Linked DNA regions of Homo sapiens: regions 1 and 3 are each linked to region 2. The links are chromatin contacts, found by Hi-C or POLR2A ChIA-PET in ENCODE. All regions are on one chromosome and are shown on one strand. The core of a region is the stretch at or near the end of the contact, and the rest is flanking DNA. Distances in the headings are between cores, read along the strand shown.

The links. A loop is a pair of places that touch in the nucleus more often than their neighbours do. ChIA-PET counts read pairs that join two places held with the same protein, here RNA polymerase II (POLR2A). Pooled maps may share reads with other maps.
Region 1: a loop to region 2 is called in a map of B cell, with 7 times the contacts of the local background. The contact joins the enhancer-like site here to the promoter of METAP1 in region 2. A Hi-C loop is called at or near these places in 6 of 168 maps with a recorded cell type or tissue (B cell, CD4-positive, alpha-beta memory T cell, CD8-positive, alpha-beta T cell and 3 more), 17 of 37 single-sample maps with no recorded cell type and 15 of 50 pooled maps. POLR2A ChIA-PET finds 5 or more read pairs at or near these places in 3 of 52 experiments (CD4-positive, alpha-beta T cell, T-cell and activated naive CD4-positive, alpha-beta T cell).
Region 3: a loop to region 2 is called in a map with no recorded cell type, with 6 times the contacts of the local background. The contact joins the enhancer-like site here to the promoter of METAP1 in region 2. A Hi-C loop is called at or near these places in 2 of 37 single-sample maps with no recorded cell type and 8 of 50 pooled maps.

The regions. Positions count from the first base shown.
Region 1 is chr4:99,819,478-99,823,964 of GRCh38, forward strand. The region is part of intron 1 of DAPP1 (dual adaptor of phosphotyrosine and 3-phosphoinositides 1); the gene reads left to right. Among named protein-coding and RNA genes, the nearest start is that of DAPP1, 4.9 kb to the left of the region's middle. RefSeq lists an enhancer at 2,570-2,939. Within about 2 kb of position 2,559, at least 4 of the 41 ENCODE cell types and tissues checked have a DNase peak (open chromatin) inside an H3K27ac peak, as active enhancers do; they include B cell, GM12878 and OCI-LY7, where a contact is called at or near this core.
Region 2 is chr4:98,993,590-98,997,883 of GRCh38, forward strand. It overlaps METAP1 (methionyl aminopeptidase 1), which reads left to right and starts at 2,132. Exons shown (of 11, transcript NM_015143.3): 1 at 2,132-2,278. The coding sequence starts at 2,165. MIR3684 (microRNA 3684) reads left to right here and starts at 3,798; the gene lies at 3,798-3,871. RefSeq lists enhancers at 1,574-1,623, 2,545-3,327 and silencers at 1,864-2,183, 2,344-2,803.
Region 3 is chr4:99,845,196-99,849,397 of GRCh38, forward strand. The region is part of intron 3 of DAPP1 (dual adaptor of phosphotyrosine and 3-phosphoinositides 1); the gene reads left to right. Among named protein-coding and RNA genes, the nearest start is that of DAPP1, 30 kb to the left of the region's middle. Within about 2 kb of position 2,341, at least 6 of the 41 ENCODE cell types and tissues checked have a DNase peak (open chromatin) inside an H3K27ac peak, as active enhancers do.

The DNA.
Region 1 (4,487 bases), core at 1,309-3,808, 830 kb after region 2:
AGATAACAATTTGAGAACTCTTGACAATGACTTGTTGCCTCTGCCAGAATACTGAACATAACTCGAACATTATAATGACTTTTTCTTTGAACCTTTAACCACTGGCGAGATAGAATCTCTACCAAACCTTCTGATTAATTTAGTTTCCAAAGACCTCCTTAAAAACAAAATGATTTAATGTAATGGATAGATAAAAGGTAGCTGGTTTTAATGACTTAATTTTTCAATTATTTTTAAGAGGTTATTTGAGTAGTTAGATAAATCCTTACGTTTATGTTTTTGATAGACATAAACAGATAAGTTAGTGGTTAAATTACAGAAATAGCAGAAGTCTTTGTTCTTGGGCCTCTGTTTTTTTCAGGCTCTGGAATATGTAAATCCTGTAAATTGAGCCCTGAACTGCAGCAAATCCATCACTTGCCTTTCCAGGACATATACAACTTGCTCAGAGTACAGGTTTATTATTTTCTAAAATACCTAAATCAAGCAACACAGTGCTTTTCCATGTCTCATTTATAGAGTGTCAGCCTAAAATCATTAATTTTCTTTCATCTAAAATACATTAATGTGTCCAGAAGCAAAGGAGAAATAAAACCATCTTAAATTGTTGCTCAGCTTCGCTTACACTTCTCAGGGGAGGGTATGGGCTTAGGGGGAAGAGAGGTGTGGGGAGGGCAAGAAGTGAGGGTGTGGAGAATCAGGGGAGAGGAAGGAGGTGGACCATGAACGAGGAGATGGGTCAGGCTGTTTGCTGCTTGCAAAATGAAAATATGGCAAAATAAAACAAGTAACAAATACTGGAGATATCACCTAAGTAACAAACTGGTAAAGAATAGCTAGTTAAATTACTGAAAATTCCAGCAATTCTTTGGCTTTAACAAAGGTTACTATACTATTTCTACATATAGCTATATATATGTATAAACACAAAAGAAATAACAAAATGAAAGTGTTTTAGCATACTTTAAAATTAAATATTCAAATGATCTAGTCAGTTGTAACTCCAAGTGAGAAACATAATAAACGTTCTCTTTTTTAAATACTTTCTCAAATCGAAAGTTGTATAAGAAAGTGCCAGTGTTTGGCTGGATTGGCCAGTGCCAAAGAACTAGATTCCAAGCTCTGAATATTTAAATAAATTGATAACTAATTAGTCACATATAAGAGAAGTTTAGAGTAGACCATGGAGCAGCAAACCTTTTTTTTATAAAGGGCCGGGTAACGAATGTTTTAGGCTTTGCAGGCCTTACAGTCTCTACCTCAACTACTCACATCTGCTGTTGTGCAAAAACTACCAGAGAACACAGAAACAAATGACCGTGATGGTGTTCAAACAAAACGTTATTTATACACTGAAATGTGAATTTCATATAATTTTTATGAATATTTTTCTATTTCCCTCAAGCATTTCAAAATGTACAGCCATTCTTGGCTCCCAGTCCATACTAAAACAGGTGTCTGACAGGAATTAACCCTCAGCTGGTGGTTTGCTGACCCACGGAATAAATGATAATAAACAAAATGAGTCCGTATTATAAGGCAGGCATTTTGTAGACACCAGCTCTGGTCTTTGAAAGGCACTGGTATTCCAGCTTTACACAGGAAGAGACTCAAGAGCAGAAAAATCAGGTTGCCTACAGTCTCTGAGTGTCTGTGTTCAAAACCCATGCTGACTTCACAAACCAGGTTGTTTCCCTGCTGTGATAGTCCTAATTTACTGACCACCTACTATGCATCAGCACCATACCATTCACACGCATAATGCCATTTAGGCTTCACAATAACACTTTCAATACGATATCACCATACTCATTTCATAGACGCAAAAGGTGACTTCAATAAGCTAAGTATACGATCCAGGTCACAGACTTTGTAAGTAGTGGAGCTGAGAGACACACCTAGGAACTTACCCCAGAGCTTTCCACTGCATGGTGCTGCTTTGTAGAGCCCACTGGTCAAAGGTATGTATTCTAGTAATGGCAATTAGTAATTATTGGATGCTTATCATGTGCTAAGCACTAGTTTAAGCCCTTTGCCCATGTGAACTTGTTTAATTTACACATTGCTGTGAGGTGGGTATTATTACTAATGTTGTCCCCATTTATAGATGAGAAAAGTAAAGAACAGAGTTTTAATCACATGCTTAAGTTTCCATTCTAACATACCTTCAAATCCAAGAGTTTTGCTCCAGAGCCTTCATGCTTGACTGCTGATGTAACCTCCTGGTTTTCATCAAATTTCTCTCATCTTACTATACTAGTACATGTTCATAGTTCTTAATATGAACTGAGAGAAGCAAAGAAAGTTCTGTGATTATAACAAAGTTTACTATAAAAGACATTATTCTTTCTATTCCTCACATAATATACATGCACATGTACACAAAGCCAGGCCAGCATTCTAGTTAATCAGAACATTATTGAATTTTGTGTAGAATTCATTTTCAGGACTAGAAAAATTTATTCAGCTAAGAAACGTAAAGTCAAAATTTCAGTGGAACCTGTTTACAGCGGTGTGACACTAACTACAGCAATACAGCTTGTTCCTCTTCTGTGCACAGCTCTGTAATCTTGGATTCTAAAAACGGAAGGTGGTTCTTCTGTGGTTGTATAATTAGTATGTAACTAGTGTACAGTTCCATCTCTTCATAACTCAAGTGAATTTCCTCTTCAGTTGTGGTGTTTTTCTGTTCCTCCAAAGGGTGACTTCCTTCTACTTACAAGTGGAAATCTGTCCCACAGACTGTCCATGTTGTGGGGAGTCACTTTGTTTCATTCATTCACTCTTCTACTGGGTCATAGATCTATCTGTTGTATGATGACGCCAGGCAAGGCAGCATAGAGGAGACTACAATAAAGAAGGCATGGCTGTGCAGAGATGGAGGATTCATATGCATGTAGAGTTAGAATGCAGTGTTGTGTGGGCTGAGGGCTGTGACAGTGTCTAGATAAAACAATCTCCTATGGAAGGCTATCTTCTCCACAGTAGAAGTGGAGAAGATGGCCTTGGAGCTGATATGATTTTTGTCAGTTGAAGTTAGAAAAGGTGAAATTTTCTACAGAGAAAATGGCCTGAATAAAGGAGTGATGGTAGCAAAATATGCAAGGATTCAGAATTGAAAAAGCTCACATGAACTCAGACCCACCCAGTCCCCAAGACCCATCTGGTTTGTCAGCATTCTGGTGGTCTGGTTCTGGTCTCTACCTCTATCCATCTCATCCTATGAGAAGCTTCAACTTGGCTTTTCTCTTGTACTTCTGTTTTCATGACCATACTCTTAGATATTTTGTTAAAACCTGCATTAATTTCTGGCTCCTACCAACTCCCGTAGAGGATAAATTCCTATTCTGAGCCCATCGACCTCTGTGTCCTACTGCCTGATAGAGGCCTGCCTCTACCAAGAGCACAGTGAACACTGCTGGGCCTTATCAGTGTTCGCTGCTCACCACTTGCTTCTTTATGGTCATGCTTCCCCTGACCCTGCCCACTAGCACCTGCCCCCATTATCTGTTGTTAGACCTTCTTTGTTTAAAAATGTTTATAACTTTAAAAAGTGTAAGAGTAATCACTTGTTTTAATAACAGTATGATGATTATGTAAAAGAATGTCACTTTTGAGAGATGCATGTTGAATTATTTAGGGTTAAAGTGTCAGGATATCTGTAATTTACTTTAAAACTGTTCATCGAAAGAGTCAAAATTAAACGTTGTATTAAAAATGTGGCAAAAGGTTAAAAATTATTCTACCTGAAATATGGGTATTATTTCAATGCAGTAACATTGATGCTATTTTTCTACTTTCCAGTATATCTGAATTTATTTATAATAAATAGTTGAAAATAATAGTAATATATATTAATTATCAAAAATTAGAGAGATGAAGAGAAGCATCAAAATATAAAGAAAAGCACTAAAATGTCAGCCATGTACTACTACCTAAAATAACATTGTTCATCTTGATTCTAGTTTTTAAGAAATGTTTTTCTGTACACACACACAAACATATATAGAGATTGAATTGTAATCATATTATATGTATAATTTTGCTTTTGCTTTTTGGTAGGATATTTTTCCATCATCTCCTTCTTGATCTGTCTCAAAGTAGGCTCTTGCTTCCCTCTGAAAGCATGGATATTTAGGTTGATCTAGATTCTGGAGGGCCTAAAATAGATTTGGTCAATGAACAATGTGGACTCACTGAAGGTTCATAGGAATGTGGAATTACATAGTCATCATGTTTTGTTTTTAGGTAGATTAATCTGATAGTTCAGCATGATGGGTGGCAATGGGGCTAGAGCCAAGATAGTGGGTTAGTGAGGGAGTTTTCAGATTGGTGAGTAGGAAACTAGAGTGCTAACCCGGGAATAGTCAGGAAGGAACAAGGGTAGAATCCAGCAATTCCATTGAGCTAAGCAAAATAAGCGACTCATGTCCAAACAAAACTAGTTCTGCTTTTGTGTATGTTTTCAAAATGGTATCAAAGAAATT
Region 2 (4,294 bases), core at 882-3,381:
AGGCTCAGGCATGGCGGGCTGCAGGTCCTGAGCCCTGCCCCGTGGGGAGGCAGGTAAGCCCCGGCAAGAAATCCAGCACAGCACTGGTGGGCCGGCACTGCTGGGGGACCCGGCGCACCCTCCGCAGCTGCTGGCCCAGGTGCTAAGCCCCTCACTGCCCGAGGCCGGCGGGGCCGGCCGGCCGCTCTGAGTGCGGGCCGCCAAGCCCACGCCCACCTGGAACTCTAGCTGGCCCGCAAGCGACGCACGCAGCCGCAGTTGCCACCCGTGCCTCTGCCACCACACCTACCACAAGCTGAGGGAACCGTCTCTGGCCTCGGCCAGCCCAGAGAAGGGCTCCCACGGTGCAGCGGCGGCTGAAGGGCTCCTCAAGCACGGCCAGAATGGGAGCTGAGGCCAGGAGGCACCGAGAGCAAGCAAGGGCTGCGAGGGCTGCCAGCATGCTGTCACCTCGCTGTCACCTCTCACTGTGAGCACCACTGCACTCCAGCCTGGTTGACAGGATGAGATGCTGTCTCAAAGAAAAACCAAACGACAAACAAAAAGTTGACATCATAGTAACTGAAGAAATCAGGTAAGTAAATTACTTTATATGGTATGGTGCAGTTTTTATTTAAAAAATATTTTATACATACATACATACTTATTGATTTTTTTCTTGTATACAAAAGTATATGTATGTATGCATGTAAACATTTCTATTACTTGATTTTATTACATCATTTTTACTGCTTATATTGCAAAACTAAGTTTTTTTTTTTTTGAGACATGGTCTTGCTCTGCCGTTTGGGCTGGAGTGCAGTGGCAGGATCATAGCTTACCATATCCTTGACTTCTCAGGTTCAACAGATCCTCCCAGCTCAGCCTCCTCAGTAGCTGGGACTACAGGCGCCTGCCACCATGCCCGGCTAATTTTTTAGTTTTTAGTTTTAGTTTTTGTAGAGACGGGGTTTTGCCATATTTCCACCCTGGTCTCGAACTCCTGGCCTCAAAGAATCCGCTGGCCTTGGTGCCCTGGATGCCCTGGCCTCTCAAAGTGCTGGGATTGATTACAGGCGTCAGCCACCGCTCCTAGCCAAAACAAAGTTCTTAAAAATAAAAGTAGTATGAGCTTTTCTGGTGTATTAAGTACGGAGAAGTTAAAAAAATACAATAACAAAGTTCACAGCCTTTTGTGATCAGTAAATGTTAGTTTTTCGCTCTTCCCTAGTGACAAGGAGGCACTCAAGCATGAGTTACAACACAACCGACCTGGAATACAGCTGAAAAGATTGAAGCAACAGGTTCGCAGGGGAAGGCCTTTACAGCTTCTTTCGACTCTGACATTTCAGGATCAGCACAATTCTCCCCTATTTACTGCTGAAGCAATCAACTGGGATTATACAAAAAAATTATTTGTATTGAATACCTGACAGTTGTGTTACTATTACTAGCACTATCGGTTTTGAAGGGGAGGTGGTGGTGTGTGGAAAAAAAAAGTCTGGCAGGAGGGAGGGCAGATGTGAATCCCAGCCCACCGTCCCGTTGACAGCTCTATGGCTCTCCTTTCTGTGAATGAGCGGTGGTCCTTAGGCCTCAGACCCGACAATGTCAGTGAGAAACAGAACTTAACCCAAGGGACTGTTCTCCAAGGAGCGGCGGGGGAATCCAACGCAGAGGAGCGCAGCGCCCTCTCTAGCCTCCTGCGGGTGTCGGGGATGATCAGGGCTCCTGGGTGTTCGTCAGTGAAGACGACTGTCTTATCTGACTGTAGGCACAGAGAGTGCGCCGCGAGAGGGCGGCTCCTCACCGTCAGGCGCCGGCAGGTCGCGTTCTCTGCTGGCCGACGCCCGAAGGCGCCGAATGGGGGGGCCCTGCCGAGCTCCCTTACAGCCCCAATGTGCGCGCCGCCGGGAGGCTTGGGCACGCAGGCACCGCCGGCGGGGGGCGGGGCGAAGCCGGCGGGGCGGGGCACCAGCTGCGCGCGCGGGGCGGGGGCGGGGCCGGGGCGGGGCGCGCTGCGTGGTCCCGGCCGGCCCTGGCTCCTCCCCCTCCCGCGCCCAGGCCAGCGGCGGGCCCAGCTCCTCCCCCGACTCGGTCTCTCTCCCCTCCCCTCCGCCCGGCAGTTCCTCCCTCCCGCCGCCGCCTCTTCCTCGGTGAGGCGCTCTTCCAGCGGGCAGGCAGCATGGCGGCCGTGGAGACGCGGGTGTGCGAGACAGACGGCTGCAGCAGTGAGGCCAAGCTCCAGTGTCCCACTTGCATCAAGCTGGGCATCCAGGGCTCGTACTTCTGCTCGCAGGTAGGCGCCCGCTGCCCCGCGGATATGCCGCCGCTGCGGGACCCCTCCTCGCTTCTCCCCTGCTGGCTCCTCCCGCCCTTGCGGCGAGTCGGGACGCGCTCCTCCTCTTCCCCCCGGCCGCGTTTCCTCCTCCCCCCACCCGCGTCGCCACCGCCCCCTCCTGCCTCCTGGGGTCCCTGGGTCCTCGGGAACCGCGCTGGGCTCACGCGGGGGCGGGGGCGCCACCCGCCGCGGCCATGTGGGCTGGGGCGGAAGCGGGCTGTGCGGGGTCGCGTGGCCGCGCTAGACCTCCGCGTTCTGGGGCCGGTTCCCCGCGCTGGGGCGGGGGCCGCCAGGTGTGCGGGCTGCCGGAGGCAGGTAGCGGCGCCGGGAAGGAGGGCAGCCCGAGCGTCGCGAGCCTCCACATCCGCAGCACCGGCGGGGCTCGGGTCTGGGCGCTGGAGGCGCCGGGCCGTCCGTCGGGTCCCTGCGGGGTGGGGGGCTGAAGCTACCTGCCGGGCTCTGAGAGATGGGTGGCCCGAGGACCGTCGGAGTCGCAGAGAGGAGGAACGCTAGCTAGCTCCAGCCCCACTTCTTTGTGCTTTACTACCGTGCTTTGACACTTAAGCAACTTTGGGGGTGGGGAAGGGAGAGGTCTGTGTAATTCATTCTTTTCTTTCGGTATATAAAATTATTAATTTACAAAACTGTAAGCTAACGGGATGAGTCACCTGTGACTGAATTTCCCAGAGTGAAAAGGACAGTTCCATTGAGGGTTAGGCGTGAATGCTGTAGTGTATTTTAAGTTTTGTGCAGTAGAGCAAACCCAGCGTTGAATGGGGTCCAGACTGAAGCGTGTGCTCGTGTTTCTGTTTACTGAAGAGTACTAGTGTTGCTGCTGCATTTCGAGACCCAGGATGAGGGCTGGGCGGCAATAGTATGGCTCTTAGTTACAGTCCAGGTTTAGTGAAGAGAGGCACATGAATATTCAAATATTAAATTGGTAGCGTCCTGTGGGGAGGAGAGCCGGAATAAAGAGAAGGCCTGATTGGGGCCCTGCCCTTGCCAGTTATTGTGCGATCTTGAATTAGTAAAGTTACTTAATCTTTCTGAGTTCCAGTGTTACACTGTACAGAGGGGATGATTATAGCTTTCTTTGTAAGTTTCACAAGCTTCTTCTGAGACCCAGATTATCCAAGGAACGTGAAATGCTGTTATAATGTAAAGTCCTTTATTTTTTAAAGGATTCTAGTACGATTTAACTCTGCCATAAATAAAAATATGAATAAGAATGAAGGCAGATATATGAACACAATACAAATAATAAAAGTGTTTTCCAACATAAAACATAAAAACGTAAAGATATAAATAAATACAATCTTTACGTCACAATATTTGTAGATAAGCGATTGCAAAAGGTCTTAGCTGTGTTATACAGTCTTGTTTTTAGATAGGATATGATCCTTGACCTTGTTAGTATAATTTGGAAAAACTTGCACGTGGAGGAGTGTTGCTTGATCTAAAAATAGCATTACCGAACAATCTAAAGGACCTGTACTAGGTTTAACATGTTGAGCATTACTCATGTTAGACCTAGTACACGTCCTTTAGATTCTTTAAAATTCCCAAATTCTATCTTGTTGTGGCCTGTGTGGGACCTGAAATTAAGAAACAGTGTTTGCTTTTGACAGTTGTACCATCTGAGTAGAATAACTTTAAAAGTAGGTGGCATTTTGAATTAATATGTATTACAATCTTCTGTTAAGATTTTAAAAAGGTAGTGTGAAACCACATTCATGAAACAGGTAGAAAGAAGGTGAATCACTGGGGTTTGTGGAAAAATGCTAGACAAATTTGTGAAAACAAAACATCTAGGGTTTATTCCGTGTGTTAGGATTGGAGGTATTTACATGTTGGATTCTGCAGGTATATTTCTGGTATCACTGTTAGACATGCACTCAAATATTCCCAGAGTGGCTGTCCCAACTGTCTCTTTTTCTTCATTTCTGTTACCACCTCCTATGGTCAGCTTTTAAA
Region 3 (4,202 bases), core at 1,091-3,590, 850 kb after region 2:
AGTTTTCACTGCTGGTAAACATCAGGGCTGAGATTGGAATCTGGGCTAATCTGGTTCTAAAGCATAGATGCTTTCCATGCACCTTGCTATCTTTTGAAACTGGTCCCACAATAACAGTACATTGTTGCCATGGTACAGTGTGGCCTTAAATGGATTTGGAAGAACTCAGAGCTGAGATTGGAATCTGGGCTAACCTGGTCCTGAAGCATAGATGCTTTCCAGGCACCTTGCTATCTCTTGAAATTGGTCCTACAGCGACACTGCAATACATTGCTGCCATGGCACAGCATGGCCTTTAATAAATTTGGAAGAATTTCTGCTACAATAATGTAGTAGAATGATTGTAGGATATGGCAGGGCTGTAACACATGTCTTAGTCCTATCCCTCAGTCTCTTCTTTATCTCTTCTTTAAAGTCTACAATAACATGTTTGGTACATGAAGTAAACCTATTGTTCTAAAGAGTGTGAATCAACTTTAACTTCTGCCTTTGTATTTATTGTTATTCCCATTTTATTTACATGAATTGCTATTTCAGAAATTATACCAGAGGAAACTTTAAAACATAAAAAGGCTGAAAAGAAAACATCCCCCTAAATATACAGGCTCATCTTAGTCATGTGTCTTCAGCAAGGATATCAAACAGCCTGTCTAAGTATAACAAAGTAAAATAAAATTTACAGCTTGAGAGAGAAACTGAAAGAAAGGGAAAATGAGAGGTAAGATCAAATGACAGCAGGAACAAAGTATTTCAAATGAATATTGTACATTTACAGGAAGCAGTACAAGCATTTGGTAATGAAGCTTCTCGATGTTTTTTTCCCCTTATTTGGGCCTGTATGCTTAGTTAGATTTACAGGATGTTAGAATTGAAAGGGAGCTCAGGGACTATTGCATTTTTCCTTTATAAATGAAGAAACTGAGGCCTGGTTAGAAATGGGGAAGCAAAAACTCACATCTCCTTTCTCAAGCTGCCTCCTAAAGAATCAATTTCTTCAAACTTTGATTTATACATGTCAACTCTTGCCCACAATACAGCACAGTATTTCACATGCCCTAGAAGTTTCCATGGTGACTAGATTGAGGCTGAGAATAATTATGGTATAATGAGTAAACACACAAATTCTAAGTTTCAACTCCAGCCTCTGCCATTTGCCGGCTCTGTGTGTCTCCTCAGGTAAGTTAAATAATCTCTCTGAGCTTCAGTTTCATCATCTTATGAAACTGATTAGATGGTAGTAGCTCATACTTTAATGACTTATTGTGAAGATTGAATGAAATTAGGCACATAGGACATTTGGAATGATTCTTAGCATAGTATAAGTATTCAATAATTATTATTCATATTTAATAAAATGCTTTTATGGTTATTAATTCCATCAGATTCTATGCAAAAGCTGTACGTTCTTTGATAAATAATAAAGAATTAGTTTAGGGACAATTGAATTTGCATTTATCAAATGTTTGTGATGTCCTCTTCAAACTTTAATCTAGTTCCATAGTGGACTCATATAAGTGGTAGAATCAAGTGAGCACTCCAAAAATAGTGACTTGACTTGGATATTTGAACAGAATTTTCTCCTACACTGACTAACTGGTATGTCTCTCCTAGTTCAGTGCACTTCACCCTATGAGACTGGAAATTAAATATTAAAACCCCTTCACATGTAAATGAACAAGGCTTAAAGTCCATTTGCAGAGCAGGTGGCAAAGAAGGAAGGAAAAAGATCTTGAATAACCCTATTCTCTCCCACCAACCCCAAGAAATCTACTTCTCATTGGAAGGAGGGGAGAGAGGAACTCATTATGCCAGTTGCAGAGCTTATTTTCTGAACCTGAGGGCAGTAATGAAACACGGATGGACATGATCTGATTTTAATTTAATTCAACAAAATGTTTTGAGTGAAATGGCCCTGTGAGCCACTGATAACATAGAAAGATAAATCAGATATTATTCTTGCCTTCAAACACCTTACAGGCTAGCTGGGGTACCTGATGAATAAGCACTGACCTCACTGCATAAAATAAATACTCTAAACAAAAGTTTTTCTTTAGGAGTTTTGTGTACCCTGTGCTACACTCTATTTCAGATACCAAACCAATGCCTAAGAATTGAGACTGTTCTTACTCTCTTTCTGAGTTCCTGCTGGAATACAAGATAAAGGGTCCTTCAATGCAATTTCATATTATTGCATACAGTTATATATGTAACTCTTACACATAACTGTAAGTTACCATTCAGTCAAAGTAAATGGAAATGCCTGCCTTGGTCCAGCTCTGATCATCTCAAAAACATACCTCCGCTAAGCATGGCTGAAACCAGGTTTCATGTCAAAGGCAGGAAACAATAGTCACCTTTACGTAGTTCAGAAACTGAAGTGAAACTTATAGCCAAGTTTCCAAGGCCTGTGGTTACTGGTCTTCCTCATTCTTCTTGCTCTGCTACCCCTGCCTCCTGTTGCCTTTTTCTAAATCTCCCAGCTGAGTCCTGGAGTTCATTTGGTCTGAATCTCAGTAACCCAGGGTCCCTTTCTTCCCGAGCTGAGGCACTAACTTGGACCTTGGAGGCAAAGTATTAAGAGTCTGTGGTAGCGACAGTAGATAAGTTTGTTTGTTTGTTTGTTTGTTTGTTTGTTTTGAGACAGAGTCTCACTCTGTTGCCAGGCTGGAGTACAGTGGCGCCATCTCGGCTCACTGCAACCTCTGACTCCCTGGTTCAAGCGATTCTCCTGTCTCAGCCTCCCGAGTAGCTGGGATTACAGGCATGCGCCACCATGCCCGGCTAATTTTTGTATTTGTAGTAGAGACGGGGTTTCATCATGTTGGCCAGGATGGTCTTGATCTCCTGACCTCATGATCCGCCCCCTCGGCCTCCAAAAGTGCTGGGATTACAGGCATGAGCCACCGCGCCCGGCTGATAAGTTTCTTTTGATTGGAAATGACAGAAACCAGCTCTGGCTAGCTGGGTTTTTTTGGTCTTGTTTTTGATTTTGTTTTTAAGTGAGTAGGGTACAAGAACAGGGAACAGGAGCAGAATTTTTTTTTTTTTTTGTGATGGGGTCTCACTCTGTTGCCCAGGCTGGAGTGCAGTGGCACGATCTCGGCTCACTGCAACCTCCGCCTCCCGGGTTAAAGGGATTCTCCTGCTTCAGCCTCCCAAGTAGCTGGGACTACAGACGCATGCCACCACGCCTGGCTAATTTTTGTATTTTTTTTAGTAAAGACGGGGTTTCACCGTGTTAGCCAGGATGGTCTCCATCTCCTGACCTTGTGATCCGTATGCCTCGGCCTCCCAAAGTGCTGGGATTACAGGCATGGGCCACCGCGCCCTGCCCAGGAGCAGAATTTTTTAAAAGGATATTAACAATATACCCTCCCAGAATTTAAGGGCAAGTTGAACAACCAAGAGACAACAAGGAATCTGCTTAGTAATCATGGCAAGTCTGAGGCTTTCAGTCAATTGATGTGTCTGTCTTGATTCATCTCTGATCGTCTCAGAAGTGTACCTCCGCTCAGCCTTTCTGAAACCAGGTTTCATGTCAAAGGCAGGAAACAATAGTCTACTTCATGTAGTTCAGAAATTGAGTTGGTGGACCTTCTCTCTAGAGAAGCAATTAAGTGGATCCCCAAGAAGTGAATCCAATTAGTGTGACCAGGTCAGGTATTCGAGGGCCGGGCCAGGTCTGGAGGTATAACATGGTTATAGGGAACCTATCTCTGTATACTGGGAGGTACAATCTCTGCAGAAGGGGAAATCATTAAGCCTCACAGCCATGCCAAGAAGTCTGTATATTGGCTCTTCCTTGGGCAAGAATAGTCATCTAAGGAGAACTGTCTTTTAGGACACCAGATTTTTATCAGTATAAGTTGCCGTTTTATAAGTACTTTGTCATCTTCATCTCACAATTTAGTTTAGCCTCATTTGTGGGGTTACTAGTTAAAATCAATCTACAGTCAGTTTTACTCTCTTGGTTGACTCAATGCCATTTTCCTTTGTTTTACTTTTGTTGAATTAAACTTTAGAGGAGGTTTTCAAAATAGAATTTGGGTTCCTCCAACAGAGATTTGAAAAGTTATGCCTGCGGTTATTGTCCTTTCTTGCCTCAGGCCTGGAGAATTGTGGACCTGGGAGGCTGGTTCATCCCAGGTTCTTTCTTGGTTCAAGCCTGCATTACTGTAGCATTCATTCATTAATTCATTCAC